Regions from separate parts of the Homo sapiens genome. Here regions 1 and 3 are each linked to region 2. Evidence: chromatin loops called from intact Hi-C (ENCODE). Cell type or tissue: CD4-positive, alpha-beta T cell. All regions are shown on one strand.

Region 1 (2,500 bases), 1.0 Mb before region 2:
CCCACATTTTAAAGATGATTATTTGACTTTACCTAAGTGCTTCCCTAGAACTTCTGCCTTTCTCTAAAGCCCTTTAAAATGTACTGCACAATTATTATGTCATTTAATTCCCATAATACTTTATGATATAGTTAGAATAGATATATTTGTTTCTATTTTACAAATGAGGAAACTGACGACCAGAGACATTAAGAATTTACTTAAGATCACAATGGAAATTACTTAAGGTTACACTGCAGTATTATGTATCATACTTTTTAACCTTCAACTACATTAAAGATGCGAGATACTCTAGAACCATCATTTACTCCTTTTTGTTAAAGTATTAGTTGAGTCAGTCTATTCTTTTCTAGCAATACAAAAGAACATGCAGAATGGCTCTAGTGTCAGGCCGCCTTGATTCAAATACAGTCCACAAAACGGTTTAAGAACTTGAGTAAGTTCTTAAACTCTTTTTACCTAAATTTCTGTACCTGAAATTGTTGTGGAGCGTAATTGAGACAATGTGGAAACAGTATTTGATATAATGCCTGGCTCAGACAAAACATTCAATAAATATTGGCTTGTATTTTTATTGTAATTCTGATTACTACTTTTTAAATGAAACTTCAGGCTTTTAAAATTGTTTGCATTATTACCCCTCAATATTCCTACACTCAGGTCAAACTTTACTACTTCTTTCCGCCTTCCCAGCATCAAGGCAGAAATGCATGTAATGATAGAAAGCCATGACAGCATTTTCAAGTCCCTTGCAGGCAGCTTGCATATAGAAAGCTCGAGACACAGATATTAAATTCATACTTTTCCTATTCCTTATTTATACAAAAACCTGAACTCTACCATTCAGGTTAATTTAACTTAATGTTTTGTATGAAATTGGATAAAAAGAAACACATCAAGTGATAACTTCAGATAACCAGATGATAAAGAAAATACAAATCAAACATATCCTTTTCCCCCCCTACACACTAGATGGCGGTACAACACAAAGCACAGCAGGAACAGCGCTGCCTCAAACTCATCATTTCTTTGCGTGTTACAAGAGATTCCCCCCGCTTCTTACTGAAAAATATTTTGTGAAATGTGAATTAACCTTTGTTTTTGGACTGCAGAATAATACAACAGGGAAAATAAGTGCAGTAACAATAAATTTGCAGAATTTTAAACTACATGTGGCTTTACTTAAAACAAAAAGCCCCTTCTAGTAATTATTTTTTTGTGAAATTTAAATTTCTCTAAACTAAACATAAGACATTTATGAATCAAAACCTGTAGAATTTGGCCAAACTACTATTCACAGGAAAATATCCAAACTTAAATGCACTTACTAAAAAGTAATACCTAAAAACAAATGAATCATTAACAATACCTGTTGCATTCTATTTCTCTAAAGCAGAGATTAAGTAGTATATGTTGTGTAATATTAATATTTGACAAAGTTGGTTTATGACGAAGCTAGTTTTTGAGAGGCAAATCCTAGTAGGCAATACGCATTATTCTCAACTCTTTTCTGGAAAAAAAAATATAAGAAAAACTAAACTTTCAATTCAAGAAACAAAAGGAAAGTTTATGCTTAGAAATTAATGGTATGAAAAATACAGAAAAAAAAATTTGGTTGATCAGTAAAACCATAAGCTGGTTCCTTGATAAGACCAAGATTTAATAATATCTTGTGTACAACTTATAACCCATGAATTTAAAAAGCTAAATTAAATGAACAATTTTTAAGAAAATATAAATGATAAAAATTGATCTAAGGAGATACAAAAGAACCTAATGAGCAATAATCAAATCATAAGTTGAAATGGTAAGTAAAGATGGCAAAGATTAAGTCCCCAGTTGGGAACCAGTTTCAAAAGGTTTTAACAGGAAAATTCTACTAACCCTTCAAAGAACAGGTAATTCCCATTTACACAAACTATTCCAGTGCATTTATTTAAAAGGGGTGGAGAATGGGATAGGGGAGCAGAAATTCCCCAGACTTAGGCTAGTGGGACAAGTATAGCACACAGGTTAACTTCACCAACAAACACAGATGCAGAAATTATAAAATCTTAGTAGAGTGTAAAAAAGGAATTTGTTTTTAAATATATATATAACTCAGCATAATGTGTCTCAGGAATATAAAGATGTTTCAACAAGCTACTTCTATTACATGAGCAATTATCTGTACTAATTTTTACAGATATTAATAGCTTATTCAAGCTCCATGGAAGTAGACTAAAATAAGAATATGGCATGGTACAACCTATCCTCCCCCGTGCTGTTATATCTCTGTTCCTCTCCACCTTATCACAACCTCAATCAGAACTCATAGTTCATCTACAATTTCTTAGCTTGAAGGAACATTAGCTGTCACCTAGTATTCTAGGGTATCTAGGAACCGTACTTCCTTTTCAGTGTGAAGATAAGGAAAGCAAGACCAAGGCTAACTGCACCAGCTGGTCATACCCATTCTACACCACACCAGCACCTTTCTCCTCAGCATATTATCTCTCCT
Region 2 (2,500 bases):
GGTCTGTCTCAGTGCCAGACTCCACACTGGCATTCAGTGCTGCCGGGTTGACTCCCTTGAGTGCCCTTGAGCAGCTCACACGCTAGTGTAGAGATAATAACTGTAAAGGTGAAGAGCAGGTGTTTTTTTGTCTGTTTGTTTGAGATGGAGTCCCACTCTGTCACTCAGGCTGGGTTGCAATGGCACCATCTCAGCTCACTGCAACTTCTGCCTCCCGGGTTCAAATGATTCTCTTGCTTCAGCCTCCCAAGTAGCTGGGATTACAGGTGCCCACCACAGTACCTGGTTAAGTTTTGTAGTTTCAGTAGAGACGGGGTTTCACCATATTGGCCAGGCTGGTCTTGGGCTCCTGGCCTCAGGTAATCCGCCCACCTCTGCCTCCCAAAGTTCTAGGATTACAGGTGTGAGCCACCACTCCCAGCCTAGAGCAGGTGTTCTTAGATATACAGAGTTCACTTCAGAAGCTGGTTGTTTTGGGGAATAAAAGAACTCAGGCTTCTAAAGAGTGGGAAGAACGTGGAAAGGGGCTGGGTTGGAGACCCTAAGGGGCATCTGGTGTGGGCCTGGAGCTCAGGACTTTGCTTCACGCTGGATGTAGCAGAAGAGGAGAAAGTCCAAGAGGCCTGGATGGAAAACGCATGCATCTTGACAGGGCCTAGGCTCTTGGGGTCTACTTGATTTTTTGAAAAGACTTAATCACTTTCCAAACTTTCTGGTTTAAAATTAAATTATCGTGTTGTATTCTAGCCAGTTTTGTGTGAGAGTAGAAGGGAAGGAGAGATTTTGATCAGTATATTAAATTAATAGAGAATTCCTGCAAGTGAGATCAAGCTTCCACACCAAGTAATGTGGGAAGTAGAATGCTCCCATTTAAACACCTTTGGGGAGAAAACCCAGCTCTCCTGTCTGCTACTTACTACCTGCTCTTAGCTTTAATTCTGGCAAAGCTTACCTTCTGCCTTGTTCCCTATTCTGTTATCTAAACACCAGAAAAATTTGCAGATATTCAGCCTGTTGTAACTTGTGCCATGTCTGCTTGTCTGGATATGAGTGAGATGGTGCTTTTACCCCCATACTATAGCCAATGGTTTGCTGTAGAGACACTAATTTGCAGTCTCCCGCTCTGTGGTTCTTGTCCTCTGTGAGTGTATGAACCTTCCTGTCTCACACGGCTCCCGGTTCCTCTGGGAGGTGTAGCAGGACAACACTTGCTGAACCCGTGGGTGTTGCATTTTGGCTTCATTTGCATTTTTTCTTCAAGGCACTCACTCTTGTGCTTTCCTTGATTGACAGAATGGCAAATATAAAATTAAATTGCTTTCATCCTTGCTTTGAAAGGTCAGAGAGATGTCAGTCTACAATAAAAGCATCTTTCCATTTAGCTTTTTTTTTCATTTTGATCCTTCATGTTAATGGCTTCAGGCCCACATAATTAATCCACTGGTTTCCAGCACCCTCTTTAGGAAAAGCTTGGTAATTGCAGGTCTAACCAGGCGGGGATGACTTAGCTTGAAAAGCTTGTGGGAGCTACAGCAACACACCTCGCCGTGTCATTGGGGTGGATGCTAGCCCGTCACCTTTCACTTCCATCCTGGAAAACTGTAAAAATAGTGACCACTTCTAATGGCCTTTTTTTTTTTTTTTAAATAATGAATAACCTTAGAACTTTTGCATTCAGAAAAGGCAGTGAGCTACGGTAGATGAGTCTTCCTTTATCACCCCCTTAAAATCAGGTTTATTTATACCTCAGCATGAGTTTTTCAAAAAATAGCAATTTAGTTAAATAGGAATAAACTAATTCTTTATTTACCACAATAATCATTTAAGCAATTGCTTCACTAAGCAAAATCCATAATGGTTCCCTCTGTTGCCAAGTCTGCTTTTCAGCCAGTAATTTCAGTCTTTTTTAATCCCATCTAATCTGACCAGTGGTAGAAATCAACTGACTCTTCTTTCACTCAGCAAAACCTTACTGAACATTCGGCATTGTACAAATTAGAGTTCTTTTTTTTTTTTTTGGCTCAATATAATTAGTAGTAAGTGCCTTGTATGAAAATCCAGTAGCTAGTGGCCATTTTTAAATAAATTGTCTCTTAATTTGGAGCACTTTCCAGATAAATTCTCATGTCAGCTGGGGGAATTATACAGTCTTTTTTTTTTTTTTTAAGACAGGATCTTGCTCTGTTGCCTAGGTTGGAGTGCAGTAGCACAGTCATAGCTCACTGTAGCCTAAACCTCCTGGGCTCCAGTGATCCTCCAGCCTTAGCCTCCCAGGTAGCCGTGACTGCAGGCACACAGTACTATGCCTGGCTAATTTTTGTATTTTTGGTGGAGACAGGGTTTCATCATGTTGACCAGGCTGGTCTCAAACTCCTTCGCTCAAGTGATCCTGCTGTCTCACCCTCCCAAAGTGCTGGAATTACAGGTGTGAGCCACCACGCCCAGGCTGAACACGTTCTTATACTTTAGCAGTCAGTAAATATGGCGTGAGGATTAATAC
Region 3 (2,500 bases), 250 kb before region 2:
CCAAACAGACCTTAGGCCCTACGAGAGGAGCACACTGTCTCAGAAGCCATTGTGTCCCCCAGCACCTAACAGTGCCTGACACCCAGAAGCTGAATAAATGTAATAAATAACGAATGAATGAGTCTACCGTTTTCATAACCTGCTCTCCATACGCTTCTCCACAGACCACTCAGCACAGAGAAGTGCCTGTGAATTTCAAGAAGAAACCAACACTGGATTTCTCTCTTTTCACCATCACCAGGTAACAGCCTCCAAGTGACTTCAGATGCATGTTATGACAACTTACACACTAAGTGGGCTTTATAAACTTAAAAATAACAACCCTGTTCTTTAGAAACAACTTATTCGGGGCTGCTGCACACTCTCCTCAATAGCAAAGCCCATTTTTAGGAAAGAAAAAATTTATATTACAAATTAATCCAAAGTCATCTGTATGATTAATATAAATGTCGATGCTCTTGCAAAATACCCTTGCAGATTTAAATTTAGCCATCACCAGACTACATCATACAGAAAGGCTATTCCTTCCATCTCAGCTTTGGTCCAACCAGAGGAGTTAGTTAACCCACCTTGAGAGTACAAAAAGGGTGTTGAAGGACTCCTTCACAGAGCAAAATAAGGTCTGATATTGCTTTTTAAAACCAATCTGCAGGACTATATTGACTGGAAGGCAAATAAACTTAGGGGAAGAAATGGGAGAACGAAAACCTGTTGGGGTAGGTAATACGGATCACTTACCAAGCAACTTCCACTGCTGGGTTTTCTCTTTGAATTCAACAAATGGAGAGAAACTGGAAGGAACAGCTGCAAGAAATGGACCACATAAACAAACCATACAGGTGCGTCCCTGAGCTCCGAAACAGCTTTTGAGTGTTCCACAATGTATTAGAAAAGCAGGAACCTTCAAGGCATAGCATTATGCAAAGGCATGATGGATTACACGAGCAAAGCTGCAGTTTATTCTAATAATTAATTAGACAAAAGGGGGAAAAATACTGACCCTACAAAAAAGAGCATCTTACCTCGACTTTCTCCAGCAAGATACTGCAGGGCTGGTAGTACCAACTCAGCCCAGTTGGGGGCCGCAGAGAACCAGCTGTTGAGGGAGCTGGCTGGCGATGACTGCCAATCCAAAACTCGCTCCTCTAGCTGAGGGAAAGCAAAGGCAGAACCCAGTCAGACTTCTCTTCCACACCAGCAATTCCACACAAGTGCCACCACAACCTGCAGTATATGCATCCGGTGTTTGTCCGAATCACAAAGCAAGTTAACTACAGAGCGTTGAGAGGAACTCAGAGTTCCACTTCTCAAGCTATAGACCATTCAGGATTTGAACACTTTGAAAACTCTAATGTACCTCCAACTTTTCCAAAACGCTTACCATAGGAAGGCTAGCCTGACTCTCCAGCAGCAAGATCTCTAATAGAAGAGAGAAGAAGCTGGAAGATATTTCATTGATTCCAAGGCAAGGCTTGAGGTCTTCAAGGGGCCTAATGAGGGAAGAAAAATATAAGAACCAAAAAGACCAAGAACACATCCCTAGATTGATTCAGGCGCCCAAGCCTCCTAGCAGTCATAAAAGAGTTCAAGAAAGGAGCAAACAATATATTTTCCCAGCAGTATCCCTGGGACTTCAGGTCTACAAGTCCAACATACTTACAGCTACGACAAGCCCTAGGGGCCAGGGCACAGCCTATGGCTTACCCATTCACCCTGAGAATTACAGAATCTCTGTTGCTCACTTACTCTTCCTTGATAGCAGGAATTGCCAGCGGAGAGGGGGCCTGTGAGAGAGGTGCGACCCCTTCAGTACTGCTTAGCGGCTCGGCCAGGTCCTCTGCCTCTGATTTGATCGTTTTTATTTTCTTCTTCTTCTTTTCCTCTTTTTCCTTAACCTTTTTTTTAAGGACAGCCAAGTCATATAAGGCTAGAAAGGCAAAGTAACACCAGTCACAGAAATGTATCTCCTACACAGGGAAGTGAGGGGTCTTATCTGCATATTCTTTTCCCAAGGCCCACCAAAGACAGAAAAGTCTCAGTAATAAAACACTCAATGAAACCAAATTCATTGAGTGATTTATAGCTTTATTTTTTTTTGAGACAGGATCTCACTCTGTTGCCCAAGCTGGAGTGCAGTGGTGCGATCATAGCTCACTACAGCCTCAATCTCCCCGGTTCAAGCGATTCTCCCACCTCAGCCTCCCAAGTATACAGCTTAATTTTAATATTTATTAAAGAGCTGATGCTCTGTTGTACTGATTTTACATTCATTTCCCACCTGTTAGCCTGTAAGAGGTAATAATAAAGGTTACCAGCATGAGAGAGGCCATGGTTTCATTTATTTTTGCCATGTTATGGGCTCACGCAACTTAACACCATAGTCAGATGAAGGCTCCTAGAGGGGCCCAGTCATTTACCTGCCAGAGAGCCCTTCCTGCCAGCATTTACTCGAGTCATGATGTCATTGAGAGTCAGGTCCCCTGTCAAAAGGTCCGGGTGA

What was found. A loop is a pair of places that touch in the nucleus more often than their neighbours do. Peaks named below come from ENCODE experiments on the same cell type or tissue, not always from the same donor. Only the 100,000 strongest peaks of a DNase experiment are listed, where the experiment ranks them.
Region 1: it touches region 2 in a loop (12-fold over the local background); 2 of 110 quality-filtered maps call a loop at or near these places.
Region 3: it touches region 2 in a loop (10-fold over the local background); 9 of 110 quality-filtered maps call a loop at or near these places.

The regions. Positions count from the first base shown.
Region 1 is chr11:129,116,812-129,119,311 of GRCh38, forward strand. All of the region lies in intron 5 of ARHGAP32 (Rho GTPase activating protein 32), which reads right to left. Among named protein-coding and RNA genes, the nearest start is that of ARHGAP32, 74 kb to the right of the region's middle. In CD4-positive, alpha-beta T cell, CTCF peaks have their summits at 986 (motif pointing right) and 1,202; a DNase peak (open chromatin) is centred at 990.
Region 2 is chr11:130,130,976-130,133,475 of GRCh38, forward strand. The region is part of intron 11 of APLP2 (amyloid beta precursor like protein 2); the gene reads left to right. Among named protein-coding and RNA genes, the nearest start is that of ST14, 28 kb to the right of the region's middle. In CD4-positive, alpha-beta T cell, a CTCF peak has its summit at 1,459; a DNase peak (open chromatin) is centred at 1,466.
Region 3 is chr11:129,880,705-129,883,204 of GRCh38, forward strand. It overlaps NFRKB (nuclear factor related to kappaB binding protein), which reads right to left. Exons shown (of 27, transcript NM_001143835.2): 9 at 2,418-2,500; 10 at 1,747-1,927; 11 at 1,382-1,490; 12 at 1,023-1,149; 13 at 739-804. Among named protein-coding and RNA genes, the nearest start is that of NFRKB, 14 kb to the right of the region's middle. RefSeq lists a silencer at 950-1,244. In CD4-positive, alpha-beta T cell, a CTCF peak has its summit at 1,077; a DNase peak (open chromatin) is centred at 1,097.